Linked DNA regions of Mus musculus: region 2 is linked to region 1. A link is a loop called in an ENCODE intact Hi-C map of the cell type or tissue named here. Cell type or tissue: left cerebral cortex. All regions are shown on one strand. Each heading gives the region's core, and the rest is flanking DNA. Links, peaks and the distances in the headings are about the cores only. Region 1 has its middle 20 kb from the start of Lrp1b. Region 2 overlaps Kynu (kynureninase).

What was found. A loop is a pair of places that touch in the nucleus more often than their neighbours do. Peaks named below come from ENCODE experiments on the same cell type or tissue, not always from the same donor. Only the 100,000 strongest peaks of a DNase experiment are listed, where the experiment ranks them.
Region 2: a loop joins it to region 1, with 4 times the contacts of the local background. A loop is called at or near these places in 5 of 42 quality-filtered maps.

What each region holds. Positions count from the first base shown.
Region 1 is chr2:42,665,412-42,682,266 of GRCm38, reverse strand. No RefSeq gene overlaps it. Among named protein-coding and RNA genes, the nearest start is that of Lrp1b, 20 kb to the right of the region's middle. In left cerebral cortex, for the core only: no CTCF peak of the experiment used is centred there; a DNase peak (open chromatin) is centred at 10,415.
Region 2 is chr2:43,615,466-43,632,320 of GRCm38, reverse strand. It overlaps Kynu (kynureninase), which reads right to left. Exons shown (of 14, transcript NM_027552.2): 9 at 3,270-3,368; 10 at 702-775. Among named protein-coding and RNA genes, the nearest start is that of Kynu, 69 kb to the right of the region's middle. In left cerebral cortex, for the core only: a CTCF peak has its summit at 9,263; a DNase peak (open chromatin) is centred at 9,265.

The DNA of each region.
Region 1 (16,855 bases), core at 5,829-13,828:
CTATAGTTTTGATTTGTACTTCCCTGATATTCGACGATGCTGACCAACTTCTCATAATCAGGTAGGTGCATCATGATTACTTAAAAAAATTATTCCTTGATCTCTTAAATTGTGAAAAGATCACATCCAATCTGTTTATTATCCTAGTCTATGGCATATTAGAAAAACTACAATCAGAGGAAGAAAAAATAAGTAAAAAGTTGGTTGATACACATTTCCAAAACTAGGAGACATAAGTGAAGCTGTCAGACAATGAAAACATAGAAAATTTTGTGACAAGTGTGGAAAATTTTATCACGATAAAGATATCTAAGACACATGAGGCCAGATAATGGAATGATCATGATACTACTATAAATATTACTACGGAAATAAAATTGCTAAAATAAAACAATAATGGTTTATTATTGATTTCTTACTTTAATAAAAATTGCTGAAAGCATTTTAAGTACATAATGATAAGGAATACCAATATATTTTTAAACATTTCAATAATTTTGGAGGGAAATAGAACTAAAGAACATGACCTACTCCAGCATAGTCCATCACAATATCTCATATTATATTTGTTATTTAAATGACCCACATCATCCTTACATTGGACTTTCCATACATTCATTTCCCACACATGTACAAGTTTCCTTGAAATTATTTCTGGATCATCCTTATGAACTCTCTACTGAGCTTACTGTTTATATCAAGTCCCTAATGTTTCTCTTTTCTTATCTCCTCTACTTAAAAAGAACCTGCAAAGATCTCTGCAACTTTGCTAAAGCCACTGTGGTTATAGGAGAGAGGGATGAGGGAAGAGAGCTTCCCAACACCAGTGAGAGTGAGCACAGTGGATCTTGACTGGAGCAGAGACTCTCTATGGTTTTAGAGCCTTATTATAGAAAGACAAGTAGAAAGAGAGAAGGGAGACGGAGACAGAGACAGAGGCAGAGACAGAGACAGAGACAGAGACAGGAAGGAAAGGCTAGAGAGAAAGAGAGAGTAAGAGGGAGAGAGGAGAGAAGAGAGGAGTGGAGAAGACAGAGAGGAGAGAGGAGTGGGAAAGGAGAGATGACAAAGAGAGAGGAGAGAGGGGTAAGAGTGAGGGGTAAGTAGTAAGAGAGTGAGAAATAAGAGAGAGAGGTGGGGGCCTAACAGCCCCTTTTATGCTCTTTACTGTTGCTAGGAAACTGGGGAGGACTTTAGCCTGAAGGTCAGAAGCTTGGGCCATTGTCTACATGACTTCTAGCCATGCTTCTCCTGTGGGGGCTGTGGGGGCAGTAACTTAGGCAGGATCCAGAGTTGCAGGAACATAAGGGAATTTCTACCATGTCATGTCAGTGAATTATCACCCTTCAGGGTTCAGACCTCAGCTAGACTGGAGACCAGCATGTCTGTATAGCCCAATTCCCACAGTCTGTAGGCTGTGGACCATTACTAGTTTCATAGAAACCACACTTAGGCCAGTTTTCCAGAGAGAGAGAGAGAGAGACCACTCTTCTTCCATCTTCATCATAGTTTTGTACTCAGAGGTACCACCCCTGCAGTTCAAAATGAACTGAAACCCCTTTATGCCTACCTGCCTTCATACATAATTTACTGAGGACCCATGATATACTACCCATACTGTAGGCATATTAAAGTATGCATGTTAAATAGAGCTGATTCTTGGCTCAGAGAGTCTTAAAGATTCTAGTGGAACAAAGAATAGAAATGAATTAGCCATTACAATCTTACAAAGCACTTAGAGCTGCTGAATCTCTCTCAGAACTTATACATAATCCTCCACTGACTACTGCTTCTTTCTCCTCCTCAGTACTGGGTTATTAAAATCCAATGACATGCAGGGCAGTTTAATTTTCCCACTCACATATGTGGCCATGCAATGTGATATTGCAAAACTATAAAAACCTTGGAACTCAATGATATATTGAAATTTATATACATTTCAGTTTTGTTTAAATGATTCCCATTTTTCCAAATTGGTTTTACAAGCAGCATGTAGCAATTCACCTTACTTGGCTCTGTCACTATCATTTAATTCTATCAGTTTTCTTCCTCATATGCTGACAATCTGTTGCGAACACATGCTGTTAAAAAATCAGGTATGAGCTGGAGAGATGGCGCAGTGGTTATGAGCTGATGGCTCCGTAGCTACTGTTGCAGGGAACCTGGGTTCAGTCCCTAGCATCATCATCTGCAACTCTCCTTCCAACAGATCAGATGCCCTCTTCAGACAAGCATGTGATGCACAGACATACATGCAGGCAAAACATCCATACATACACAAAAAATAAAAACTACAGTATACACAAAGAAGCATTCTTAGGCATTTATGTATGTAAGTATCTAGATTTATATGAGTATATGTTGAGATTTTAACAGGATATTTCATAGTTCATAGCTCTATAATTTGCCAAATTATATAAGGCAAACATCCAGGTGTAATTTACAGATGTGTTCAGACACAAAATCTTTCTGGCACACCAAAGCCTTATTCCTTCTATTTTGCAAAGCAAATCTGCTCTCCTTGAGCAAAGGAAATTCAGTGTGTCATAAAGGAAGAATCACTGGACTGGCTTCCAATCTTCCCCATGGGTTCCTCTCCCAGCTTTCTAACTCACTCAATTATTCCAAGTTCCGAGGTTGTTTTGCCTGATAACAGGCCTCTGCATTTCCCACAGGTCCTTGGTTAAGGAATAGAGCTGGGTTCTATTTTATTTTAATTTTTTCCCCTCTGTGTTGCTTTGGTTTCATTTGTAGATGTATGTTAATTGAGTTGTTTCTCAACAAATACCTAGCTGGAGTGCTGACAAACCAGTTCTGTTTTCTAAGGACAGTCAAGCTGAGCATTATTCATTTCAGTGAAATCTGGTTGTATTTAAAGACCTCCACTTCAGGGATCCTAAATGGATGATGAGCACTTAAAAGGCTCCTTCCATTTTCACAGCTGTATTTTGCATATACAGACAGGTCAGGTATTATACTAAGATAATAAAAATAGAGGCACTTACTATGAAGAAAGGACCTATTATAAATTGTTTTTCAGAGGCTCTGCTTGTAGTAAAAGAAATATGCTGCTTCCTGCAGGATTTCCTATAGTTGGACGGCCGAGCGAGCCTGAGAAATTGTTGAATTCAGTCCCCCAGGCTTTACTGAGATGAGGTGATGTCCTCCTCACCTTGACAGTCACTCTTGACTTCTCCTTGTTAGAATATGAACAATGAAAACAATGTTGAATGTAGACATTTGACTAGCTGTGTATCAGTAAGCATTTAGTTTTGTTTTATGATTTGAAATGTTGATTAAATACTTCAATAACTCCAAAGCAAACTAAGAATGGACACTATAATAACCAATATTCATTTATTCTATTTGTCTCAGTTTTAATATACAAATATTGTTAAGTTGAAAGTTTTCTATATTCTACAGCTTGTTCCCTTTTCATTATTCCAACAGAGTCGGTGTATATGCCCACAATCCTTTACAAAATACCATTACAGAATTGTATTTTCTCTTATTTTTGATAGTCTGTGTACACCGGAATGAAATTATATGGTCAGTATTATACATATATCAAGTCAATAGTCAAATCCAAAATGATAAATTAACTATTAGCTTGATATTATTATGACACCCATCTTAGCTATATCTTTCCCTACCACACTTAGTCCCCCATTCCATGTGGTAGTTTGATTAGGGATCTCCATACTTGAGAGAGATTAAGAGGTATGGCCTTGTTAGAGTGGGTGTGGCCTTGTTGAAGGTAGTATGTCACTAGGGGTGGACTTTGCACTTTCAGATGTCTGAGCTAGGCTCTCTCTCCTTCCTGTTGCCTGTGTCAGCCTGCATTTCATCATGAGAATATTGGACCAAACCTTTGAAACTTCAAGCAAGTTCCTTTAAGTGCTTTCTTTATAAGAGTTGTCCTGGCCTTGGTGTCTCTTCATAGCAATAGAACATTGACTAACATAGTTGTTGGTACCAAGGAGTGGTATTGCTATAATAGGCTGGGCAGTGATGCTTGTTGGTGGAAAATAGATTTGATACTTTGGATAAAGAAAATGGTTGAATGCTTTAAGTGGACCTCAAAGGCCATACTAGTGGAAGCATGAAGGATAGTAGTACTAAATGTGATTTGAACTATTCAGACCCAGCTCAATTGGTTTCAGAGGGGTGGTATATTAGTATGTGACCTAGAGACCACTCGTGATATTTTGGCAAAGATTGTGACTGCTTTTTGTTCTGGTCAGAAAAAAAAACATCTGCCTGAGGCTAAACTGGAGTTAAGGATTAATATATTGGCATAGGAGATTTCAGGATAGTCTAGATTCCTTCTAGCATGTGGTTATTAGTGGTGACTCTTACATAGATCTATAATGAAAAGAAACAAGCTGAGCAAGAAAAACTACAAAATGTATTCTCTGAGGAGAAAAGGAACACAGGGAAGTGTAATAGAGCTAAGTTCTGTACTGAAGGAGATAAACAATTCAAAGAAAAGCCTAATGATTGGAGGTGCACACCTCTAATCCCAGAGTTTCAAAGGCAAACATAGGTGGATCTATAAATAAAAGACCAGATAGATCTACAAAGCACGTTCTAGGATAGCCAAGCTTAACCAGTAATGAAAAGCATCAAAAACCAGAAAGTTGGTGAAAATGTATATAAATCAGGTCATGTTTCAGTCCTAGCAAGCAGAAGAACTTGGCAGCTTCATCTACATGGTTTAGGCCTTAGAATCCAAGATACAAGAAAAGAGATTGCAGAACCTCCTTCTGGCTAATGAAAGTTACTAAGACCAAGTTTGTGTCAGGGATTTACTAGCATGAGAGTCCAGAGAAAATTTAATAAAGCCATAAAGAAGAAGATTACATTGGCTTGGAGACCAAGTTGTGGGACACCTACAAAAAAGAGCTGCTGACAGGGCTTGGAAACATCACAAGGGAGAGACTTGTGTTGTAGTCAAGGCTGAAATGAATAGGAAATCAGAAATCAGACACGGGGAATGCAGAGTTTGGAATTTGGCCAACTAGTTTTTGATCTTGCTTTGGTCTAATATTTCCTCATTATGCTCCTCCCTTTCAGAATGCTAATTTATATTCTGTGTCATTGCATGTTGGGAGCATGTGATCTGCTTGTTGATTTTGGATTTGCATGGGGTTACAGTTAAGAGATTGTATTAGTTTCAGAAAAGACTTTGAACTTTGGACTTGAAAAGTGTTGATGCTATGAAAAAATATGGGAACATTTGATGCACATATGAACACACAGAGACTGTGGCAGCATGCATCAGAACTGTATAAGTTTACACCTTATGGGGTCTTAAAGCTCAGAGAAGTAAACACATTCCCCAATCCCTAACTCAGCACCTATTTTTAATTAATACACACTTGCAAATGAGAGATTACTTTTCCTCAATGAAGTCTCATTGGGGAAACAAGGGTAGGACCCATGCCCAGCAGTAGTATATATATATATATATGTATGTATGTATGTATGTATATCATGGCTTCTAGATTTGTTTTTACAGGATTCCTGTTTGTTATAGCTTGTGTGTCTCAATGAATGTGTGTGATTCTTCTGTTTGTACTTTGGCCTCTTTTTTTTCCTATGTTTGTTTTGTCCTATTATGATTTTTTGTCTTATCTTATTATGTTCATAATTGAGACTTTTTCTTGGTGGATTTTTCCTTTGATGAATATGAAGTGTCCTTCCCCATCTTGCTTGATAACTTGGTTCTTTGTATGACTGTATGGTTCCTAAGAGGAGACAAAAATTATATGGCTTTGGATGAAAGAGAGGTGGAGAAGAGACTGTGAGGACCTGGGAGAGGAGAAAGTATAATCTAAATATATTGTTTGAAAGATATCTATCTTCAGTAAAAGAATAAAAAGGAATATGAAATTTCTCAAATTTGATTGAAAAAATTGGCCTATACATTCAAACTTTGAATACCACTGAAATGAGATATTCTCAAAATACATATTCTTACAATGTAATTAAACTGAATAAACAAAATATAACTTGAAATCGGCCAAAAATTTTCTTAAGTATAACATACCTTCAATAAAATTAACTAATTGGCTAGTTTTTAACTTTAATGACTTATTAGTATTTTGATAATTTCATGCAATGTATTTTAACCATATTCAACCATAACACTTTCCTCTAACTCATTCTTGATCCATTTTTGAAAATAAATCCATTGATCTCAATTTCTGCTCCTCATACAGTCCTGGATGTGGAGCCGTCTTCTGGGGCATGGTCAGCCTACCAGTGGTGACCCCATTTAAAATAATGAATGGCAACATCTTCAGAAACAAGTGTCTTTGATGATGTAAACTTGGACATCATAAACAAATCTAAGATGTCTATGATGTCTCTTTGACAAGAGCATCTTTTAGCAACAGTGAAGATTTTAAATATTTTAACTAAGAGCATTTAACAACAAAGAGAAACTCAAATGGGAAAACAGACAAACTTAGAATAAACAAGATGAAGACCATTTTCCTTTACCTCTTAAAGAGCATGAAACAGTTGATGTTACTAAGCAAAATCATCTTTAGCAATGTTACTTTTCTTTGAAAAGCTTTTTAAATATGTTCATAATCTTAATAGCCTAAGGATTACTTTTCAAATATATAAGAACATGAAAAGGAAGCTTAGTTGCTGTATAGTTACTGTATGTCATAACCCTTATGCTTATTTGACTGTTATTTAAATATATGTCACAATCTAAATGATTATATGCATAAACATAAGTATCAGAACTTTTCATTTATTATTTAGAATAAGCATTTATTTATGTTAATAAGAATTTTTCACAATGTTCAAAATGTTAAGTTTTAATTAAATTAATGTGACATATTTTATTTAAACATATTTTTCTGTTTTAATTTTAATATCCTCTTTTCAATTTTACATTTTCTGCATGCATAATTAAATTATTTAAATAAGTACCCCTTAAAATTTATTAATTTTTGTAATAAAAAATAATAAGAAACACTTAAGTTAAAAAATGAGACTGGATAGATAGCTCAGCAGTTAAGAGCATGGAATGCTCTTCTGAAGGTCCTGAGTTCAAATCCCAGCAACCACATGGTGGCTCACAACCACCCGTAATGAGATCTGACTCCCTCTCCTGGTACAGTGTACTTACATATAATAATAAATAAATCTTAAAATAAAAGAACCCTTCTTTAAAAAAAAAAAGAAGAAGAAGAAATTGAGATATTTTGAAACCCTATTCTCTTGTTTACTCTGATATTAAATGAAATATACTTGATATGATTTACAAATATCCCCATTTGTGAAATGAAGATATGAATACTGACAATATTAAAAGTTCTTATCTCTAAGCTAGAGGTAATGATGTTTATAACCCTGGCCATCAGAAGACAGAGACAGAAAGATTGTGAGTTGTAGGTCAGTGTTAGAGCATGTGCCTACTGTGGAGCACACTAGGTTTTATCTCAAGTACTACAGAAAAATAAGTGAAATAACTAAAATAGAGAAGAAATTTCTTCTATCTACATGCTAAAGTCCCTAGCTCATTATTAAAGAGCTATGCACCAGGTATGAAGAGCAGTTATGATGACAGCAACCATGATTGTAATGATGAGGATAATGGTGTTGAGACCATGGGAAGAGGGAAGATGAAATTTGACGTTATTAAGCTTTGCATCTTTTATACTGATGAAGTCTAGAGTATAGTTATATTTGCCACCCATGTCTATAGGAATAAGCACTTATTCTGGCAATTACAACTAAAAGTTGTGTAATATAAAGCTTATATGGGCTGGGATGAATACCATTTTAATATCAAGAAAGATAGGCACTTAAAGAAGTGCATTCAGTCAAAGCCGGGGCAGAAAGCAACACTGATGTTTCTCTGCAGTGTGTTTTGTATCTCTGTTTGTAAAAGCAAAGAAGATTCATTTCTACATGTCCATTAGCCCCAGTAGATAAAATACATAAATTCTGAATGCTTTCTGTTGTCAAATGACCTGGTGACTCTTAACGTAGTACAGCCAGTGGATGAGCCCCATGTATTGCTACATATTTTCCCTGAAAGCCCCCGGCATTTTCCACTCATTATTCTGAAACACTTATCTAGCATCTGCTTCTTCCAGTACTGCTGGGCAAAAACTACAGTTAACCTGCTGAGAGCACAAGCAATCACACAAAACAAGACCATAGTTAATGGTTTAAAAGTAATTGGGAGCCTAATGTGATTAATTCAAATAAGTTTATTATATGAATATTGCCCTATAATCAATATCTGCTGTTTTATTGTGGGAGGTAGAAATTTTTTTCAAAACAACTTTAAGCATGTAATATAATAGTACACACAACATCACGTTTGTGTCTTGGAGGTTGGTTGAAGGAACTCTCAACTAAGCGGAAGGAGATTACCATTTTATTTCTATCTTCATATTAAATCATTCTATAACCTTTGGAAAGTATACTTAACTCTTTGTTTATTATTCTGCTTATTCGTTTGTGTGAGACAAGGTCTAATTGCAGCTCAGACTCTTCTTGAACTGTGATTCTTTGTTACCCTGTCTCAGATTCCAGAATCATGAAGATATGAAATATCACATCCAAGTATTTTTACTTATTGATGAAACGTCTTGCATGATTGCTACTTGTCTGGCATCAATGGGAGGGGAGACCCTTGGGCCAGTGAAGGCTTGATGGCCCAGGATACTGGAATGCCAGGGTAGGGAGTTGGAATGGGTGAGTGGAAGGGGGAACAGACACATAGAAGCAGGAGCGGAGGATGGGGTAGAGGGTTTCCAAGGGATAATCCAGGAAAATGGATAATATTTCAAATGTAAATAAAGAAAATATCTAATAAGAAATGAAATACTGTATTTACCAGTAATTCAGGTAGATACTAATATTTATATTTTTAGAGGCCGAAAATGGGAGCCTAATGTGATTAATTCAAATAAGTTTATTATATGAATATCGCCCTATATTCAATATCTGCTGTTTTATTGTGGGAGGTAGAGAATTTTTTTTCAAAACAACTTTAAGCATGTAATATAATAGTACACACAACATCACGTTTGTGTCTTGGAGGTTGGTTGAAGGAACTCTCAACTAAGCGGAAGGAGATTACCATTTTATTTCTATCTTCATATTAAATCATTCTATAACCTTTGGAAAGTATACTTTACTCTTTGTTTATTATTCTGCTTATTCGTTTGTGTGAGACAAAGCAAAATATTTGGCTATTTCAGTTAACATAAAAATAAATTATCACAGTGGAATTTGAATCTCTCACTTGCACTAAATTTGCCTAAGAGAATGAATCATTTTTCCGACAGTAACTTTTAAGAGCAGTTAATAAGGAAAAGGATTAAAAATAATGTGTAATGTGTTATTCTAGGGACTAGGTGGTAAATATTTAAAATAGGTTACCACCTATTATGATGTTGCAGAGGGGAAAAAACACATAGATTAGTTCACTAGCTCAATGAGCAAATTACATGTTGATTTGAGCCCTGGACATAAAATAAAGAACTAGGATGAATATAAGATGGTTATAGCTCTGTCTTGGAGACTATATCAGTGGCCGTCATGGAGATTAAGAACATGCCTATTAGATAATGGGTGAAAATAATAGATTTAGGTATATCAGCCCCAAAAATATATAAAAAGAAAAAAGGAGTTGTAGGAGGAAGAAGATTCAGACTACATTTAAAATCCACAAAAATATCCCAGTTCATAATGTTAAAGTTATAGGGAGTCATAGAACATTACTATGATGTTAGTGAACCCCAGCGAAGAAAGAGTGAGCAGTGAAAAACACACTTTGTAGGAAAAGACTGTTAATGAAGTAAGAAGATTGTGAGACAACCAGGGAAAGTCTGGGTGGGAAAGAATTTCAAGGATGAAGTCAGAATGTTACTCAGAAATAGAATGGAAAATTCTTTTTGAATCTCAAATCTAGGAAAATACTGGGTGCTTTTTGTGAAGTTTAGGCCTGGAATTCAAAACAAAACAATTGACAAAGTGCAAGGCAGTCACAGAAGCATGGACAGTCTCTACCTCGCATAAATCCATGCAGTTTACAGTGCCAGGACAATGACTTTCTAATGACATTGATACACCAGTCACAATCACAATGCTGTCACTCCCCTGAACTTTCTTAAAGCTGTATTTACTATTGCCAAAATGTTTGAAGCATTGTATTAACCATAAAATTAATATTGTGGCTTACATTTCAGAAAACACTGATTTAGCACTTGGTACAAATACTGGCCCATATGTCTCAGCCAATTTAGAATGCTGGCGACGGATTTGGAGGTGCAGTGAGAAAGTGTATTAGAGTCATATTTTCCACCACAGAACAAGTTTGGGTGGTTCATTCAGCTCACTGGTGTTACAGAAGACTTTTGCAATTGATTCTTCTGTAGACTAGAGAATGCCTCATTAGCCGCTGACACATCATAATTGCTATATACTCTATTTAAATCTAGTTCTAGTTAAGGATGTCTCGGTGATGTAATAATCCTGTCAGTCAACCTGCCAGTTTCTTATGTGTGGGATGTTCTCTTGTAAATGTTAAGTAATTATCAAATGCAAGTGTTCGGACACAGGCTTACTAGAAGGCTTCAATCCTTAACAGGAGAAGACGTTTTTTCTTAATAACACTTTCTTCTTGTGTCTATTGCCAGTGAGGAACTAAGGTGGCATAAAAGTTAAGTGCTTGATTTGAGTATTAACAGGGCACCCAGGAATGAGAGTCTTTCTAGTGATTGGCTTTACAAAGCGACAACACTCCTATAAACTCAGTACATTTACACTTCTCCTTGGCAAAATGAGGAGCTCCGGATTCCTGAGAGACTAGCAGTCTTGTGTGCTTTTGTGTCTCTTCATGTTTTCTCTTCTTTCTGCTTTTAAAACTGAGACATTATCTCCACTGGGCTCCTCAACTACAGTCAAGTTGTTTGTCCTCTCTGATATTCAAGAATTGACCTAATACAATCCTTAAAGGCATTCTTTCGACTGAATATATTTATATAAAGATAAGTGATAATTGAGCAATTTCCCTAACTGCCATTATATGGGAAACTGTGAGCCAAATGTACAAACCAGAGTGTGTCAAGGGAATGCTTGAGTACAACTTCAAATAAGGTGGCACAGCTGTCAACATGTTGGGAAAATGCACCTGAAGATATTCGGGCTTGAAATACTGTGGAGGAAAGCTTCTTTCAAAATTTCTGTCTTCCTGGGATCCCTAACAGCAGGCTTTGTAAATGGGAACAGAATCCTCAAGCCAAGGGAAAATTCCCTCAATAAAGAAATGCTGTAAACAAAAGACCATCAGCTATGTGACATCTCTTCCAAAGTCATCAAGGGTATGTTCTTTAAAGCCCTGAACTTCACAAAGGGAAGGTCATCTCTCAATTCTCCCGGAAGGCTTTTTTCCGTTGGGAAGATCACAGCAGGATATTCTAACCACATTCTTTTTCATTTACCTGAACTTGGGGAGACACATGGAGGACTGATGTACATCTCACCAAGACACTTGTGCATCTGTTATGTTAGGTAAAGAGTTTCCTGAGGTAGCTCAGTTTATAACAGACAGTCATAGTCTCAGGCCCCATCTCTCTGCTCATTTTCTTATATATCTTGTACACAGATCCATGCTTACACATGAATTTTTAAATTCCTCCTTAATTCCCAAACATTCTCATGTTCCTCTACCCTCCTACCATTCCCAACTAAATAACTTGCCACTCACAGTTTTTTGAATTACAACACCATTACCATTACCCCACCTAGCTCAATGTTCTAACCAAGGTATACACCAGAATCAAAGATATGGCCACATTACTTTAGAACCATGATTTCAGAAACCGGTTGTAATAATACACAATCATGTTTGAAACCCCAGCTCAGCCAGGCAGTTTCTTTTACTATCAATCTCTAACAGATTCATTCATTTACTAGTTTTATTAGAATTATATGATCCTCTTATGTGTGTAGGTAGAATCCAGAGGGCTTTCATTATTTTTTTTAGCTTCTGAAAATTAAGATGATGGAGTGACTTAAGGATGTGTAATCTTAGGTTCAATAAATATTTCTGGAGCAGAGTTTAATTGTACGCTGCTATATCTGCCCATCTTCATTTTCTCATAGGTCTGCTCATAATCATTGAGTCAAATAAACATTATCTTCAAGTTCTAGACAAGACACAGTTCACTTTTAAAAATTTGTCTAAAACCAACTGATGAGTTTGTAACACAAAAGCCCATGTTTTAGGTTCATTTCTCTCATTGCTTGTGTTTCCCTGGTAAGTTTTACGACTGAGACTGCAGACTAGAAGGCACTGCTAAGTCACTATTAAGCCAGTGTCACTGTTTGGTCATTGTTAGGTTATTACTAGGAAATTGTTGCTTTGACTGTTTCATTAAATCACTTTAAAATTTCCATAATGAAATAGCTGCTTTACTTTGCTGTTTCCCTGTGTGCTTTTGAGAAGTGTTCACCTAGTCAGGTTTAGAATGGACATCATTTCCTGGGCAGTCTTTAATTATCTAAACACTTGATTCTGGAAGCCTTTATTCATGCCCTTCCCAAAACATTTTATTCGAATGTGTTCTTTTAGCATTGATGTTTCTTTATACTCAGAGGTAGTTCTTAAGCTCTTACATGGACACATAAAATAATCTTTGTATCAAAACACATAAAACTCATTAAAGACCTTTGAAGGAAAAAGTAGAAAGGGGAAATTTCCATAAATATATATATATATATATATATATATATATATATATATATATCCTTCAAACTACTAAAAGAAAGAAGTGGGTAGCAATTTTCATTCAAAAGGTATATATATATGCATGCTCTGTCTCAAGTTATCTAGTAACTCTCTTCTATAAATTACATAACTGAAAACTATGTGTGCGTGGATGTGTGTGTTCTGTAGAGTTCTAGAATAAAGTAGAGGATACGCCTGAGATCTATCTGTCTTTGAACACCATAATTAATTAAAAGCACACGTTTCATATTTAGCCAACCGTTAGCATATTCTTAATGCTTCCCTAATAGTGACTTAGACAAAAACATTAATTCATTCTTGCTACCAACTACTTTCCACCTCTTAATGCATTTTTTGGAGAATAGCCATATATGATCCTAATGATTATCCAATTTGCTTTCTGCTTTAATATGTTTAAAAACTTCTAAACTTGGCTCTGAGATTTCTTGGCAAGTCCCTCAACAGACTTTTGTGGTTGGTTTTTCTACCTGATTTTGTGGACTTTACTAATACCTTTGAACAAAGGCATTTTTAAAAATCTTTTTGGTTGTTATTTTGTTTTGTTTGTCCATTTGTTTTTTAAAGGTCTGTCATTTAAGATGGAACCCATACTTGACACTGCTTGGGTTACCAAGAACAAGAAAATAGATACCTCAGGGACAAGGGTAAATCCAAATATGACCAGTCTAAAAAAAATGTGTAAAAATAAAATTACTTCTAATGAATTTTAAAATGTTAATATACTCATAGATCATCAGGCACTGTTAAAGAAGCTTCCTCCTGTAGCAGACAGGAACAATAGAGAGACTCACTGGCAGATCTTATGCAGAGATCTTGGAACACACAGTTTTAGATGAGATGTCTATAGTATTCCTTCCCTCAGATCTCAAGGGACCCCAATGAAGAGGAGGTAGGAGGGTGGGAGAGAGAAGATACAGAGGACACCAGGAAGTTAAGTTGTTATGAACTCATGGAGATAGAAGCATCATACACAGGGTCTGCCTGTGTCTATATCATGTCTTATGTGTATATACTATAGCTTTCAGCTTAGTATTTTTATGACACTCCTGAATGTGTAAGTGAATGGGTCTCTGGCTTTTGTGCCTTCTCTTGGTGGGTCTTATTTTTCTCTTGGCATTCCTTATCTAGTTTCAATATGATGGTTTTTGTTTTATCTTATGCTTTGGCTTGGAGAGGGGTTCTGAGATAAGGGCTGTCTAGAAGCTCCAAAAAGAATGAATCCAAGTCAAATTTACTTGATCTAATAGAAAAGAAAGTGGGGAAGAGCCTCGAAGTCATGGGCACAGGAGGAAAATTTCCTAAACAGAACTTCAATGGCTTAGGCTCTAAGACCAAGAACTGATCAATGGGACCTCATGAATCTGAAAAGCTTCTGTAAGATAAAGGACATAATCAGTAGGACAAATTGGCAGTCTAGAGATTGGGAAAAAAATCTTCACTAACCCCACATTCAATAGATGGCTAATTTCCAAAATATATGAAGAGAACAAGAAGCTAACATCCACAAACCGAACAATCCAATCAAATAATGGAGTATAGAGCTAAACAGAAAATTCACAACAGAGAAATCTTGAATAACTGGTAAAAGCAGATGCAGAGACTCATAGCTAAACATTAGGTGAAGTTCGGGGAATTCTGAGAAAGACAGCGAGGAAGAATAGTAGGAGTGAGAATAGTGGATGACACCACAAGAAAACCCTCAGAATTAACTAAGCAGGACAAACACAGTCTTTATATATATATATATATATATATATATATATATATATATATATATATATATATATATATACTCAAGGCTTAGTTTTACTATAGATTTCTACCAGATTTTCAAAGAACAGTTAATGCCAATACCACTCAAAATTTTCAGCAACTAAAAACAGAAGAAACATTCATTTTATAAGGCCAGAGTCACACTGACAGTGACACAAATACATATAAAGACCAAAGAAAGAAAGAGAATTAAAGACCAATTAACCTTGTAAACATAGATGTAAAAATACTAAACAAAATACTTGCAAATCAAATCTAAGAGGATATTGAAAAGATCATCCACCATGATTGAGTAAGCTTCACTTTAAAGTTTTAGGTTAGATTCAACATCTCGAAATCAATACATATATTACAATGTACATACTGAAGGACAAAAAAAAAAAAAAAAAAAAAAAAAAAAACATGATCACCACACAAGGTGCAGAAAAGAAATTTGACAAAATGCAACACTGCTTCAGGATGAAGTCTTAGAGCAATTAGGAATAAAAGGTCTTTTATTATTGCTCAACATCATAAAAGCAGTTTACAGCAAGTCTATAGCTCTCATCGAATTAAATGGAAAGCAATTCCACTAAAATCAGGAACAATACATGGTTGTCCACTCTCCTCTAACCTGATTCAATATAGCACTTGAAGTCTTAGCTAGACGAGTAAGAAGGAGATCAAATGGACACAAACTGGAAGGAAGAAGCTAATGCTGCTTTATTTGCAAATGATATAAAAATCTACATTAGTGACCTGAAAAATCACACCAGTAAAACCCACAGCTGATAAGCACTTTCAGCAAAGTGGCTAGATAAAAATTTAACAACAACAACAACAACAACAACAACAAGCAATAACCCTCCTAAATGTCAAACAGATTAAAAAAAAAAAAAGCAGGATAATAAGTCCTTTCATAATAACCTCAAATAATATATGTTGGGTTTTCTCTTATGAAGTAAGTGAAAGACTTTTATGATAAAAACATCAAGTCATTGACAAAAGAATTTGATGAAGATATCAGAAGATCGAAAGATCTCCCATGTTTATGAATAAGTAGAATAAACAGCAAAAAAGACCGTCCTACCAAAAGTGATCTATAGTTTCAATCCCCATCACAAATCCAGCACATTTCATCTCAAACCTCAGAAGGACAATTTTTGCTTTATATGCAAACACAAAAATACAGCATGCCTATAATAATCATAAACAATAAAAGAACTACTGGATGTATCACTCTCCCTGATTTCAAGCTGTACTCTAAAGCTACAGTAATAAAAATAGTATATGATTGGAAAATAAGACAATAAACAAACAAATAAAAAGTTACATTGATCAATGGAATTGAACTGAAGAGACAGATAAAAATCCACACATTTATGGACACCTGATTTTTTATAAAGAAAGCGGAATTTCACACTGGGAAAAAAAAAGACAGTATCTTTAACAAATGGTTGGTTGAACTTGATAGCTACATATAGAAGAATGCAAAGAGATCCATATGTGCCACCCTACACAAAACTCCTAATGGTTAAAAGACCTCAATATAAAACCATATACACTGAATATGTAAGAATTGAATGTGGGAAATAGACTGGAACCAATTAGCACAGGAAAAGACTTTGTAAAGAGAACACCAATATAGTGGGTACTGAAATCAACAATCAGCAAATGGGACCCCATGAACCTGAGTTGTTTCTGCACAGTAAATGATAATTTCATTGGGATAATTCAGAAGACTAAAAACTGTGAAAAAAATTAGCAACTATACATCCAAACTACATAAAGTACTCAAGAAATTAGATATCAAGTAAACAAATAACCCAATTTAAAATGAAGCATAGATCCAGAGAATTCTTAATAAAGAAAATTCAAATACCTAAGTAACATCTGAGAAATATTCAACACCTGTAACAGTCAGAGAAATATAAATCAAACTCCTTTGAGATTTCATCTTATACTTGTCCAAGTGACTAAGATCAAAAGGACAAGTGACAGCTCAAGGTGGTGAAATGCAGAATAAGAGGAACATTCATGTGATGCTGGTGGAAGTACAAATTTATACACTATGGAAATCAGTGAGTCCATTTCTCAGAAAGACTGGAATCAATCTAGCTCAATATTCCTCAATACCACTCTTGAGCATATACCCAAAGGATGCTTCATCCTATCACAGAAACACTTGCTCAATGGATCACAGGGCCCCCAATGGAGGAGCTAGAGAAAGTATCCAAGGAGCTAAAGGGATCTGCAACACTGTAGGTGCAACATTATGAACTAACCAGTACCCCAGAGCTCTTGACTCTA
Region 2 (16,855 bases), core at 5,142-13,141, 950 kb before region 1:
ACACACACACACACACACACACACACACACACACACACGTACATACACAAACACATATACATATGTGAGGGAGATGTACTCATCCCTTCCCACACGCTTAATAGTTTAGAGCTACAAAATTTCTTTCACAGACAAGATAAAATATAGTGGTAAAGCTAAGGGTGGGTAGCTTATGTGCTTCAAAATCAATCCCAATTATTTCTGTATTTGAGCCCTTATTCTGAAGATGAGCTGGAGAACTCAGAGGGCAAAACAATAGGAACTTCATAAAGGTCCTGGTTCCAGTGGCTCATCTGATAACCTTGGAATTGGGGAACTTAAACACAACCAGTGACTTTCAAACCACAACATTGTGGTTTGGGTCAGGAGACAGACTGTACTTAAAGCAATTGGCAAGTCTAAGCAGCACATTTAAAAATATCATTTTCCAGAGGGCTTTTGTATTATACCATTGTCTCTCCATGGTTGCAAGGAACTCATTTTGCATTGAAGGTTTCTTGTTTGATTAAATTTCTTATTCAGCCAATTGAAGTCTTTGGAAAGCAATTATTTCTGAGAAAGCACAGCACCGTTAATAGAGTGGTAAAATAATTATAATCTAATCCAGATCCTGTTCATGAGCAATTGTAGGGATGTTTAAGATCCTAGGAATACACACCAATTCATTCATACCAGAACAAAAGCTTGGAGACACTACTCACGCAGGCTTGACAGTATGAGCATGTTTCTCGTGGACAAAGGCACCAGCCAGACCTCCAGCTCCTGAATTTAAATACTGGAAAAGAAGTGAAATTGATGGCTTTACTTGACTATATGAGGAAGATATAAATATTATTTTTATTTTAATAAAATAAACCCATAACTTTTGACCAATTTCAAATTTGTGATTATTTAAGCTTCTGGAGAAAAACAGAATACTGGGTCTTACTGTTAAAAGAAAACCAAATGAAAGGTATTACTAAGTTGAAGATATGTGGCTATGTTATTTTCACCAAATTTTATTCAGATTATTTGGGTAGAAGAGTAGGGCAGAGTGAGGTTTTGGAGAGCCTTGCACATGTTAAAAACTTAGCTGTCCTGATCATTTGTAGGGCAACTAAGTCTAGCACCAGTGCAGCTACAAAGAAGAAGCAAGAGACTGGCATCTAAAAGTGACCAGAGACTCATTAAAATGCTGACACACACCCCTTGGAGGAGACATAAAATGCTCAAAATATGTGTATGTGATGCATGAAGTTTTATATAGAACTACATTTAACAGATAGGATATACATGGAATGCTCAAAACAAAACAAAACAACCCCAAAGGTACAGTCCTTGTAGAGTAGAGCCATCTGAACTACTAAGTGTTTGTTGCTCTTGCACACTTCTTACCTTAGAAATTGACCATTTTCTAATACAAAGCTCTGCTTTGGCTATTCTTCATGTATCTGTGTTTTCTTGCATCAAGTCCTTCCTCCAGGACAATCCAGAGGTGTCCATTGAATGCACAGTATCACTTGTATGTAACAGCTAAACTAAGTTCTAACAGATTTCAAAGCTTTTGTTCAAATGCACTATGCCAAATAATTACTAATTCATATATGTTCAAATATTGTAACTTAGTTTTCATATCCACAAAAACTAAAGGCATCATCAATATGAATTATGCTCTAAGTATGGAGTCTTTCTCAATATTTAATTTATTTTCATAGTAGTGTAGGCATTTAATGAATACATTTTCTACAGTTGTAGGAATAGAAAAAGTTATTTTTTGTGTTACTCTATCATATGACCTCACTAGTTCCTAAAGAAGAAAACATGGCATTGACAGAAATAGAATGTAAGTTGTGGACCAAGCATTTTCTTTCTATTAAAACCAATGTGAAATAAAAGGCTGTCTGATAATATCCAACATATATAAAGAACTCAAGAAGGTGGACTTCAGAAAATCAAATAACCCCATTAAAAAATGGGGCTCAGAACTGAACAAAGAATTCTCACCTGAGGAATACCGAATGGCAGAGAAGCACTTGAAAAAATGTTCAACATCCTTAATCATCAGGGAAATGCAAATCAAAACAACCCTGAGATTCCACCTCACACCAGTCAGAATGGCTAAGATCAAAAATTCAGGTGACAGCAGATGCTGGCGAGGATGTGGAGAAAGAGGAACACTCCTCCATTGTTGGTGGGAGTGCAGGCTTGTACAACCACTCTGGAAATCAGTCTGGCGGTTCCTCAGAAAACTGGACATAGTACTACCGGAAGATCCAGCAATACCTCTCCTGGGCATATATCCAGAAGATGCCCCAACAGGTAAGAAGGACACATGCTCCACTATGTTCATAGCAGCCTTATTTATAATAGCCAGAAGCTGGAAAGAACCTAGATGCCCCTCAACAGAGGAATGGATACAGAAAATGTGGTACATCTACACAATGGAGTACTACTCAGCTATTAAAAAGAATGAATTTATGAAATTCCTAGCCAAATGGATGGACCTGGAGGGCATCATCCTGAGTGAGGTAACACATTCACAAAGAAACTCACACAATATGTATTCACTGATAAGTGGATATTAGCCCCAAACCTAGGATACCCAAGATATAAGATATAATTTGCTAAACACATGAAACTCAAGGAGAATGAAGACTGAAGTGTGGACACTATGCCCCTCCTTAGATTTGGGAACAAAACACCCATGGAAGGAGTTACAGAGATGGAGTTTGGAGCTGAGATGAAAGGATGGACCATGTAGAGACTGCCATAGCCAGGGATCCACCCCATAATCAGCATCCAAACGCTGACACCATTGCATACACTAGCAAGATTTTATTGAAAGGACGCAGATGTAGCTGTCTCTTGTGAGACTATGCCGGGGCCCAGCAAACACAGAAGTGGATGCTCACAGTCAGCTAATGGGTGGATCATAGGGCTCCCAATGGAGGAGCTAGAGAAAGTAGCCAAGGAGCTAAAGGGATCTGCAACCCTATAGGTGGAACAACATTATGAGCTAACCAGTACCCCGGAGCTCTTGACTCTAGCTGCATATATATCAAAAGATGGCCTAGTCGGCCATCACTGGAAAGAGAGGCCCATTGGACTTGCAAACTTTATATGCCCCAGTACAGGGGAATACCAGGGCCAAAAAGGGGGAGTGGGTGGGCAGGGGAGTGGGGGTGGGTGGATATGGGGGACTTTTGGTATAGCATTGGAAATGTAAATGAGTTAAATACCTAATAAAAAATGGAAAAAAAAAAAAAAGGCTGTCTGATATTATTTCCTACCTTATAGGAACACCAGCAGGCAAAGTCAACACCCCAGTCATGTAAGCGGAGTTCAACATTTCCAACTGCATGTGCTAGGTCAAAGCCAACAAAACAGCCCTGGGGAAGAACATTCAAGGTTTTGATTTGTTTAATGATTAGGACAAACGTCTCAAGCCTACTGCAATATGTTGAAGAGTAACATGTTCTGATACCCCAGATCACAACATTTGACCCATAACTCCTTCAACCCTTTAGGCAGCCCTCTAGACAAAAGCCATCTTCGCAAAACTACTTCCTTCTTCACTACGTTGACATTTTCACTTGTGGAAAAATGTGGATAGGGATGAAACTTTAGGTCTAGCAGGAGAAACAAAGTCAGCACTGCCCAACTGGACTGCCTTGATTACACTTACTTCAGAGTTCATTTGTGGGAGACAGAGGGATTTGCTGAAATTCTATTTGTGAGTATTGTAACGGTGTAGTAGCAGGTCCCTGTTCCCAACAGATTCAGAGTCCCAAAGACACCAAGGCTGCAGAGCCAAAGACCCCTGTCCAACGCTCTGCAATACAGCACAATGTAGTACTGACTAGGAGCAGAAGGCTCTAAGATCTTTACCTTTCAACACAGCACACCTGTGCTCACAATCACCCCGTAAGCCTTCCTTTTCTCATGCATCCTCCGTCTTTTACCTTCCACTTATGCGCACGTTTCAGGCTGGTTGTGCTTTTGTTTGTCCATTTTTCAGCTGGTTTTAGACTGCTGTTTATTTTGTTCCATCCAGTTTACTCTAAATCATTTCATTCTAGTCTAGTCTGCTCTACTCTATTCTTCTATGCTGTCACATTTTATATGCTCTCCCTCTCCCCATGGCTTTTCTTCTTGTTATAATTCTTAGCCCCCATTTCTTTTCCTTCTTAAATTTAACATTCCATCAATGTAACAATCTCTAAATTCTGTAGATCCTAACTCTATCTCAACTCTCCTTTCCTAGCTACTTAGCCTACCTTAATTTCTTTCCTTCAAAGTCAATCTAATACTTAGTCCTTCTTCTTATTTACCGTACTCCACTCCCCTTTCTAACCACTTTAACTAAAATATGAGTATGCTACACTCTATACTTTGTTGTTTGTCTTGCAATAGTCTTTGAGGCCTCTGCTAGAATGAAAATCAGATAGTGATAATACTAAACACGTGTTCTCATTCCCCACTTAATGTCTTACTGAGGGTGTTATACAGAGTTTATACCAGGGATCTGGAGCTCCAGGTATGAAAAAATTATTTCCTGAATTATACAATCTACACTTCCTCATCCAAATCCCACCTGAACAGTACAAATCCTCCAACCAAAAGAATATAGCTGGTTAAAATTAAACCAAGCAAAGAAGTCTCACCAAAGGCATATTACTCAATGTACTAATGAAAGAAATGTGAACAAACAAGACATCATCTCCCTCAAAAAGCATTACTCCTGCAAAAATGACATCTAGTGTAAGTGAGAGGCTCTCCTAGACAGACAAATCAAAATAATGATTAAAAGCATCCTCAAAGACACAGGTAGGGAAATACAATAAGGAAGGGGATAGACAATATGAAAGAAGAATTTAAAAAAAGAAAGAATTATTGAAGAAAAATCGATATGATATTAAAGTCAAAGTAAGTAAAATAAAATAGTAAGTAAAGTAAGATCAAAATTAACTAAAATAAAAATTTAACAATGTCTCAGTGATAGAATGGACCAGTAAAAGGGGAAAACACAGAGCTTGAAGACAAGGAATAAGGACTAGAGGGGACCAACAAAAATAATGAGGAAACGATATTAGTGGAAATCCCAAGATGTATGAAGACTCTCCAAAAAGACCAAATTGCAAGTTGTAGGCATAAAATAAGGAGAAGAAACTTATTCTAAAGGTATAGAAAACATTTTTTAAAGAGTCAGGATAGAAAAATTAGCAGAATTCAGAAAAGAGATGCCTATCCAGAATGATAAGACCAGGAAGAACTTCCTCTAAACATATTCTCATTAGAATATTATGTAAATAGGGCAGAGAATGCATATGAAAAGCTGCAAGGGAAAAACGCCAAGTCATGCATAAAGGCCATCAGAATAACAGCAGATAATGCAACTGGAAGTCTAAAGGCTAGAAGGTCTTAGAATGATGTATTTTAAGATCTGAAAGATAACCATTGACAATCCAGGGTATTATATACAGTGAAACTAATGACCATAATTTAAGAAAAAGATAAGAACTTTTGTGATAGAAATAGTCTAAATAAATTTATGGTCACTAGGCCAGCTCTACAGAAAATACTTAAAGAAATCTTACAGATGAAAGAGAAACATAAATCCCTCCATGAGACTACCGAAGAGAATCAGCCATAAAAGAGTGATACTAAACAATGGAAAGAAGAAGAAAACAAAACCCTACAAAATCAGCAGAATGGCAGAAATCAATACACAGCTTTCAATAACCCTGAATGTTAATGGCCTCAATTCCCTAATCTGCAAACACAGCCTAATAGATTGGACCAAAAAGTGTGTATCATATATTTGTTGACTCCAAAAGAATACACTGTGTCACCAAATTAGTACCTTAGAATTAAAGAATGGAAATCTATCCCAAGCAAATGGCCCTACAAACAAGCACACCACAAAGTTACAATATCGGGCAAATATAATTTAAACCAAACAAAGTGAGAAAAGATAAAGACAACAACTTCATACTTATTAATGGAGCAATCAACCAAGAGGGCATTACTATTCTATACATGTATGCCCTGAAAACTTGGTAATTTCATAAAATAAGTACTATCAGAGTTAAAGTCACAGATTAACTCCAGCACAATAGTAGATATGACTTCAATACCCTACTCTCACCAATTGACAGGTCATTCCTCCCAAAATTAGTTAAATAATAAATAAATAAACAAATAAATAAATAAGGGAATTTTTTAATTAAATGAAATCATAGATGAAATGAACTTAACAGACATTTACATAACACGCCATTCAAACACTGCATTATACACATCACATATTAGAATATAAAACAAGTACAATAAATAGAAGAAATTTTACATAATTTCTTATATTCCATCTGACTATAGTGCATTAGGACTACAGCTCAAGAAAAATTCTAGACCCCACACAAACTTATGGATATTAAATAATACACTATTTAACATTGAGTGAGTCCTTGGAGAGATCAAGTAAAAAATAAAACCATTATTAGAATTGAATCAAATGATAACAAAACATGTCTAAACTAATACAAGTGACATTTGTAGCTCTATGTGCTTATATAAAGAAATCAAGTGTTTTGTAGTAGTTGTTGTTGTTTGTCTTTTTAAAATCCTATGTCTTAAAAAAGAGAAAGAACATTAGGTTGGGTTGATGGAGGAAATCTGGAAGAGTTTAAGGGAGGGAAATGTGATTGAATATATATATATAAATAAAATAAATAAAAATGTAAATGAAATTAAGTAAGTTAAAGACAAAGAAAGGAAGGAAGGGAAAATGAAAGAAGAAGGGAAAAGAAAAGAAATAAGAGATATCTAAAAGTACTGGGAAAAGAACAAAGGCCATATAACAGAGGAATAGAAGTCATTATAATCAGGGAAGGAATTTGTGAAGTGAAAAGCAAAATAAAAAATACAAGGAATCAATAACATGAAGAGTAAATTCTTCGAAAAGATAAACAAGACTAACAAGGCCTTAGCCAAACTAACGAAATAGGAGAGAGAAAAGATCCAAATCAATAAAATTAACAATGAAAGGTGGCCATTACAGCAGTTGCTATGGAACTTCAAAGCTTATCAGGCCCTATCTTGAAAGATATTCCAGTGATTTGGAAAAATCTAAAGAAGTTGATGAAAATGAATTTCCAAAAGTAAACCAAGATGAGATAATCCCCCAAAAAAGTTTAGACAGATCATTAACATGCTGTGAGAGCAATAAATCAAACAAAATAACAACAACAACAAAAGAGAAAAGGACAAAGAAAACCCCAAACAAAAAACATGAACCCAGATATATCAAACGTTCTCTCTCAAGGAAATGGTAAGCCAAGTTGTCTTCAGTTGTCCACTTTTTCCAAAGTTGAATTAATAAAAACATGAAACATAAAATGGGGAAAATACCAAATCACAGTTTCTCTCCAAATATTTCCTTTTTCATTCAATCTGTTTCCCATTTTGTCCTGAACATTACAAGCTCCTCTCTGCTGCATAGGGACCTGTGCTTTGGGTAAAATCCGCATGGTACATTTGGCAGACACTCCCTCAGTAAGTATCACTCATCCTGTTCTTTTCTTCCACTGTATCTCAGACTAGCCCTGGATATTTACATTTGGACATTTACATGTAATGTGTGGGCGCTCAAGATACTGGATGATCAGCTCTTATGCTTGCTTTCCAGCTGAGCCAGTAAAATTCCTTCCATCCCAAGGATAAGTGTATCTTTCTGGACTTCCCTCTCAATTGGATGTATAATATGGAGTTTCTGATTGGCAGGCCAAGTAAAAGACAGAATTAGATATTGGAGGAAAAAGGCCAAATTCTGGCAAATTAAAAATCTAAAACCAGAAACAAACCAAATACCTGTAATTGAATCTTCCAGAAAAAAAAAAAAAACTAAATAGTTAACCTTGAACTAAATGCTTCAGAGACAAAATATAAATAGAATCCAAACTGAACGGTATCTCAACTATCATCTCAAAACAAACCCATCGATCATCCATCCATCAATGCAAGGCAAGTCCAACCTCTAGAAAGAACTCTCCAACAACCACCCAATGGGGCCACATTGAGCATGAGAGTCTCATGCTAGTACCTGACACAGATTCAAGTTGTTCCTGCAGTAACAGAACAAAAGAAAGCCATAAATCATGTCACTTTCTCAAGGACTTTCGTGGAAGTATCAGGTTGTAAGAAAATAGAGAACTCTCTGTTACAGTTCCCAGGTGCTAGCTAATGACTGTCTAAGTCTATGGGCTGGTGGAAGCTTATTGCTGTGTTAGCACGTTCCCAATACTCCACCTGATAGTCACCAGGATGGCAGGGCACACACAGAGGTGAACAATGAATGGCTCTTAAGGAGACTGAAGATAGCCTAAGATTATTGTACTCCAAAACTACCACATCCAGGCTCTTCACAATCTCAGATGATCTTCTCAGTCATTGTTCTAGTCAGCTTTGTAGAATTCTTAACACATGTATAACTTTTATTCTTGGAAATTCTGTTCACAAAACTATACTTACTATCATGTGACTACATTTATTATTTAACAAAAGAAACACCTTATCTAGAATGTGTAACTTATTTCATTGTTTTCTTCTAATGTAGAGAGATGAATTTGTACCATTTTTCTTATTCCAAATTGAGAAATATGTATATTATATATATAAATATATATATGATATGTATTATAAGCAAGATGTTTTCTATGGGAATGAACCTTTTGAAACTGACTGGGAAGCAATACAAGTAGTTCACAACGAGAACACTTAGAGGTCATCATAACCTGGGCTTGCAGATTCATGATTAAGCATAATAGACATTCACATTTGTTACCGTGAATTGTAAGATACCCATATGATTGAAATTCCATGTGGAAAAACAGAAATTGTGAGACTTAAGTGCTCTTTCTACTCACTTGCATTTCTAATTAGAGGAGTAGTTTTTTTAACAAGAGAAAATTTCAAACTCACCTTTTTATACATTGTTAAGAGTTTAACTTTCTTAGATTACCCAAAGAAAAATCTGTACTTTATTTCATGATAAATTATTCATAAAGTATGGACTATGAGGAAGGCACCAAGTTCACCTACTGGATCCTGTTATTAATCCCCTGTGGTCACAGCTGTGGCATTGTATCAGAAAACCACTCCAGGCTCTCACAGTACATTTTATTGAATGTACAATTCTTTTGTATGGATGGCAGAAAACATAAATTATTAAAGTGGGGACTGTATCAAGCTACAAATTTGAAAGAGATGGTCAGAGTGCAATTTTACAGAAGAGTCGCTAGATGGCAGCATCTTAAAACAAAGCATCAAACTGAGCCCTCCTTCAGCTATTTCCAAATATTTTCAAATGGAGTAGATGACTTGTGATTCAAAGAAAAGGAAGAGGAGGAAGAGGAAGAGGAGGAGGAGGAGGAGGAGGAGGAGGAGGAGGAGGTCAAACTTGTTTTCCTAGTTCATACAATGTTTTTGAGACACAATTTTTCAACAGGATTTTAAACCAACTTTACCATAGATGGTTATTGCATAAGCATTTTGACATAATTAAGTGGAATAGAGTTGTGCTTGGCCAACACAGTACCTTACTCTCTAGCCATCCTTGAATAATTCTAGTCATTTATTTCTTAAATGCAAATTCTTTCGATCTGCATTTTTCCAGAGAATTTTCTTTTTTTTTTTAATATTTTTTATTACGTATTTTCCTCAATTACATTTCCAATGCAATCCCAAAAGTCCCCCATACCCTCCCCCCCACTTCCCTCCCCACCCATTCCCATTTTTTCGGCCCTGGCATTCCCCTGTACTGGGGCATATAAAGTTTCTGTGTCCAATGGGCCCCTCTTTCCAGTGATGGCCGACTAGGCCATCTTTTGATACATATGCAGCTAGAGACAAGAGCTCCGGGGTGCTGGTTAGTTCATAATGTTGTTCCATCTATAGGGTTGCAGGTCCCTTTAGCTCCTTGGGTACTTTCTCTAGCTCCTCCATTAGGAGCCCTGTGATCCATCCAATAGCTGACTGTGAGCATCCACTTCTGTGTTTGCTAGGCCCCGGCATAGTCTCAAAAGAGACAGCTATATCTGGATCCTTTCAGCAAAATCTTGCTAGTGTATGTAATGGTGTCAGCGTTTGGATGCTGATTATGGGATGGATCCCTGGATATGGCAGTCTCTAGATGGTCTATCCTTTCGTCACAGCTCCAAACTTTGTCTCTGCAATTCCGTCCATGGGTGTTTTGTTCCCAATTCTAAGAAGGGGCACAGTGTCCACACTTTGGTCTTCGTTCGTCTTGAGTTTCATGCGTTTAGCAAATTGTATCTTATATCTTGGGTATCCTAAGTTTCTGGGCTAATATCCACTTATCAGTGAGTATATATTGTGTGAGTTCCTTTGTGATTGTGTTACCTCACTCAGGATGATGCCCTCCAGGTCCATCCATTTGTCTAGGAATTTCATAAATTCATTCTTTTTAATAGCTGAGTAGTACTCCATTGTGTAAATGTACCGCATGAGAATTTTCTAAACAACAGTTTCAAAGGATATCCTACATTCCCTCTGAAAAACTCCTGTTAAGATCAGGATGCAAGCTGTAGTAGTTGTTTCTGTGTCTCTTGAGCTTCTATAAACTTGTCCTTTCTAGTTTTCCTGGCTCAGGGACACTACTACCCCTTCAGTTATGTTTTCCTTCATGTCCTTTCCCTATTCATTGTGCTGAAACTGATCTTAGAGTTCCTCAAAGGTCAAGGGCTGGGAATTTTACCTTGAGATTCATTTATAAATGACATTTGGAGGTGGGGTCATTGGGTAGTTGATATTAGCTGAAATCATAATGTGGTCTGTGGTAAAAACCAAAACTAAAGCCAAAGCCAAAGCCAAAACCAAAACCAAAGCCAAAACCAAAGCCAAAACCAAAACCAAAACCAAAACCAAAACCAAAACCAAAACCAAAACCAAAACCAAAACCAAAACCAAAACCAAAACCAAAATAGCTTTGTCCTTGCTGTTTCTCAGGTGATGCCCTCTGCTAGGGTATAACCAACTGCAAAAAGGCAGTTCCCAAGAATCCTTGGGACTGATCTTGGACTTCTCAACCTTTAGAACCACAATTTAAATAGAACAGCATTCCTTTACAAGTGAGTTATGAATAGGCTCTACTATTCAGTTATAGCCAAAGGAAACAAATGGGCCTGGATGGCTGAGATTATGTTCCAAAGACTGGCGCCATTCCCAATACATTCCCTACTTATATAATCTTATGCAAATCTCCAATCTTGTTGTTCTGTGTACTGACATAATAAGTGAAAGTATTGAATAAGTAAAGCAAAAGAATAAACAAAATCATACAACAGCCAGTAGATATTCTCATCTGATATTGGAGTTTCTTTATAAAATAGTTCTTATTTACATTCATATACTTAACACTGAAATTCAGCTAGACTTGAGACCCAAAAAAACTTAAATGAGAGCGCAAAATCTTGGGCTAATACAAACAGATGGGAAGAGGGAAGCTCTCCTGAGCTACCCAAGGAATGTTCTAGTAGTTCAGATACTTCCAAGTCCCAATAATCAGAACTGTCCATAGTCCAATGATCATTCTTGATAGCTTTATCACTTTTGGACTTAAAGAGCTTCATGGCTTCTACAATACTTATATCATCTTTCCTTTTCCCAAAGACCACAGGCTTGTCACTTAAGCACTCAGTCTTGGCAGGGAGATCAAAATCTAGGAGCCATTTGGGTTTGGTTTAGTATTTGCCATGAGCAAGGTCCCAAGATGTATATGTTTTAAGGTGAAGTGCTCAACCTCAAATTGCTTGCATGGATGGACTGCAGCCAGTGTCATTGTGTAATATGACATTACAATCTTGGCACATGAATCCTGAAGTAATTGTGTGAAGAATAAATAAAACAAACCATTATTAAACAATTCATCCCCCCCGCCCAGGGTACAGAGAAGCGATACTTTGTGTGGCCTTCGGGGCTCTGTCTGCAAACAGCTCAAAGCAACATGGAGAAAAACTCCCTGTCCACCCTCAAAATGTCATTGACCATGGCTGACCATGGCTTAAAGCAAGTGGCTAAAGAAATAGAGGCCTCTGAAAAGCCCAATGTTGAATTACAAATGAGAATTTATTGAGGTTTGATCTGGATGCGGTTTTATTATATGCTATTTTTCTTTAAAGGCATCTTTTAAAAATGGCGTATTTTAGGTAAAAACAGCAAATTCTATATGATCTGGATTACTCTCTGGTAAATAAGAAATACCACATGCATTTGGTTTTGTAATCCTCCTCACACAGCACCAACAATGTTTCCTGATCAGTGGAGAAGAATGCAGAACAGGGTGAACGCCTACATCTCCATCTCTTCAGAATTTATCAAACAATATAGAGAATGAGATAACGGAAGGTGATTAAGAATAGTAGCAGTTTTGACAATTTTGGAAGTTCTGCAATATGCTAAATTTTTACTATCATCTGGTATTTTCCTTCTTCACTCAAGAAAGCCGTCTGAATTGTGCGGAACACAAGACAGGTGTTTACATCAATACTTGGGGCTGGTATTCACCAGGTGTGTTTTGTGTGCTCATGAGGATTGTAAACTCACAAATGAGGTGGACAAACAACCAGTGTGCTAAGCCAGCTGAATTCCAACTTAGAGATGTAGCCACCTGGTCTTTATTAGCACATATACGGGTAACTCTATCCATTGGTAAAACCAGCCTCTGAGTGTTCACAGAAAGGTGCGGTACCAAATTCTGTTGAATGAGGCAGGTCTATATTCAGTGCTACTAACACTGTACTAGTCATGCCCCTAATCTCCTCAGTTCCCTCAAGGCTGATCGTGGGCTTGATTTGTTATAAAACGGCTTCCAGAGCAATGAAGTCTTTGAGATTTCTGTATAGCCTTTTCAACTTGACTCAAAATTCAGATAATACTGTGTACTTAATTAGAACAATATTCTTATAAGAAGAAAACTATGTGATAGTTGTTTCAAAATAAGAAAGTTTCTGTGTACATTTATATGTGCGTGCATACCTGTGGACACATGGCTTGACTTTATAGAGAAATATGGACATGTGGTGGGTTAGTAATACAGGTTTGCGAGGTAAGTCTGATGTTGGGTTTTGCAGTGATTTTCACAATTAGAGGTCTGCTAAATTACTAGAGAGGGATAGGAGTAGAGTAGAGGACAGAAGTTAATAAGGTTTCCTGTCTCAGAATTAGAACATTTAATTCCAAAGTTCACTCCTTTATTGATACAGTCATGCACAGATACCATGTTAAAAACAATACCAAAAATCAAGATCTGACTGGATATGGAGGCATATGCCTTTAATCCAAGATACTCTGTAAATTAGAAGCTATCCTGCCACACATTTGACAGGTTTTTGTCACACGGTGTTACATAGTGAAATCCCGTCTATCTCTATATCTCTATATCCATATATCTATATATCTGTATATCTATATATCTATACATCTAATCTATATATCTATATATCTATCTATGTATCATCTATATATCTATATATCATCTATATGTCTATATATATCTATATATCCATATATCTATATATCTATATTATAGCTATATATCTACATATCTACATATCTAATCTGTATATCTATGTATCATCTATATATCTATATATCTATATAATCTATATATATGAAAACAATTAAACAAATGCAAACTAGCAGTCCTATAAGAGGGCCTCCTATGATCTCACCATCTCTGTCAATCATCTTAGAATGTACAAAATATTTCCTTTAATTCATAACAACATTACCAAGACTCTCATATGACCTCTCTTTTGTTATCATTTTCTTTCAGCTCTCTGGTATGGGCAGGTATTAGTATTACATTCTATATTAAGCCTCTTTTGTACCAAAAGTCAGTAATTCTGTGGGTCACAATTCTTTCTAAACAGTACCTAGGGTTATCTACTTTTTTGTAGTGAAGGTATAATGCTTTCAGTTACACAAACAGCTCAATGGGAACAGCAGCTCTTCAGTATTAAAACAGAAGTGAAAACAATGAGTCTTAAGGGAAGAGATGCAGTCTTTGTCATGCAACTGCAGAAATAGTTTTTAGAAGTCAAGTTGCATCTCAAAATAGCTTAGCGTGCACGTTTTTTGTACACAGAACTCTGCTAGTCAAGGTTGTATTAGACCTTAGGCTCTTGTAAGTAATGCAGAAGATGAAAACTACAAATAATGTACATTATAGAAAATAAATCCCCAAATCTTTTATCCCAGCAGAGATCTGCCTGATGATGAATTCTAAATGCTCACATTGAAGGTCAGTAGTCAACTGAAACTGAATGAAGGAAGCTGAGATTATGTCTCAAATAGTTACCCTGGTATTGAAGTCCAATGATTTAAAAAGAAACATTTTAATGCATAAGTGCATATATACTGGGTAACACTTACTCTACTTGCTAAATTGATTCCACAGTTCCCATTGTCCCAGATGTATCGATTGATGGTATTTAAGCAATGTATTTGCAGAGCAGACAACAGTTCCTGATAAAGTGAACATTGCTCTGTGAGTTGCCTGTCCCAGAGAGCTTAATTTTAAAGATAAGAAATCCAGTAAGAAAGTGTTTTGAATTTAAAAAGAAAAGCAAGAGAGAGAAAGAGTTTGTCGTGAGAAAGGAATACACAAAAATCAAAGGACTTATTGCAGTAGAAATGGTGCTGTAGCAAGTGTAATGGTGCGTGATTATAATGCCAGCACTTGGGAGATTAAAGCAGAAGGATTGAAAGTTTGAGGCCAACCTACAATATCCCAACTCAAAAAAAAATTTTTTTTTGCTTTAAAATCTAAATGAGATTTTAAATGGATGTTTCAACCATCTTATTTTTATACTCTTATTGATGTGGAAGGATAAGTCTAAAGATGAAAGTTAAAATCTTCATGAAGTAGTTAACCTGGGCAAGTTAAAGCAACACAGTATGGGCATTTCTTTAGAGTCAAGCTGCTTTCACATATAGTATAGTATTAATTATATACCTATAATATCTATATATCTATAGCTACATCTATCTATAGCTACATTTATATATATATATATACACATAAACACACACACACACATACATACATTTCTTTGTACCAGCAGTCGCAATGATGCAAAATGACCTGTTGAGAGTGTCAGGTTGTTTACCCAGGTTAGAAAGATGTGGAAACAATCCCACCAAATGCTGGTTTTGGCTGAAATCCCTAGAACACCAAATGTGGATAAGGAAAGCTTTCTGAGATGCAGCAGTGGCCAAGCTATTATACCTTTCAACATGTTATCTCTTTCATAGGAAGATCACATGTACATTTTGTTGACATGAACATCTATGTAATCTAAATTATCCTTTAAGATTCCATTTTCTAGAGGAGGGATTCACATAGTCAGAGACTTCTTGGAAGCAAACTGGTAAAGAAGAGTTGGTACCATGGTTCTGTCCTTAAATGTGAGGAGAGACACAAAGGAAAGCAAGAGAATCAGAATTGAGAATGGAGTCCCTCATCCATGATATTGGCCAAATTTTAAACAAATTAGAACATGCATGTGTATAAATTTGTTCTGTTATCATGAGATGCATGAAATGTGTATTTGTGTATTGGTGTGTTTGTTCTTTCCTTTGTCAGTATTTAATAATCAAATGCTTTCATGTCTACACACACTGCCTAAATGAGTTCTTTAAAGAGAGTAGTTTCCCCCAGTCAGTCTTCTCTCTAGGATCCCCTTGAAGACCAATCTTCCCAGAAGGGAAAGGTCAATATACAGATGAAAGAACCAATTTATTTCATGTGTTGTGTACCCCAGTTCCTGAGAAGTGTCCAGGGACTTCCTGCTGCAAACCTGTGGAGGATTTTGTAATTCTCATCCAGTCCTCTAAAGGCTCGCACAATTTTAATTAGAAGGAACTCTTTCAGATGCCACATAAAGAGCTGAAGAAATGCAGGTGGGTGGGATATGTAGCGTGTCATCCAGTGCTGTTGTTAGTGGGGCAGCTACATGAGACACCCATCAGAATGGGTGGAAGTATCATGTATTAAGATCTTTCTACATGAGTTGGAGATTATGTTTCTGAGGGTCTGGGAAGTCATTTCTGAATGCTGGCATTGATAAGAACCTTACCTGGAATATTCTCTATTTCCTATCCTTGATAATTGGGACTAATCTAATACTCAAGGAAAGAGAGAATAAGAAATAATAATTACTTATTTTTACTTTGCCTTTCATACCTTCTGAGATTTCTTTGCCACTGCAGGATTAATTGGAATGAATAAAAAGAGATAGTCTAGTGAAAAGAGATTGTCCATACCAGCCATTGAAAACATAGCTTTGGAATCATCTGTAAGTAGACTCCAACACCAGTCTTCATTATCTGCTTAAGTGGGCAGGGCAAGTGCTTTTGCAGAAACAGTTCTCTCATCTGAGCCCTGATGAAAGGTCACTAATGGGTTTTCTGAGAAAATGTACTGGATAGCAAGCATCCAAATCATAGGATATTACCGGAAGTAGCAGCTATTACTCTGCTCTCACTTGTAAGGTGCATAATTTTCCAGAGATACTCATCCATTAAAGTAATTCTTGGGGGATTTTCTATACACCCTTATTTTCAAATAACTTCTGTGCAATTTTATAACTACTCTATCCTGTTTTAGCTCCTGAATAAAGACACAGAGACCTTGTACTTTTATTAACAAAATTTAAGCCTTGGCTGGGCGGCTATTCTAACCTGACTAGGCTGACAATACACAGACAAGTGATCTGTGACTTGCCATCTGGTCTTGCACTGGCTTCTTCTGGTCCATGTATTTTGTCATAGCTCATCTCTCACCACAATCTCATGG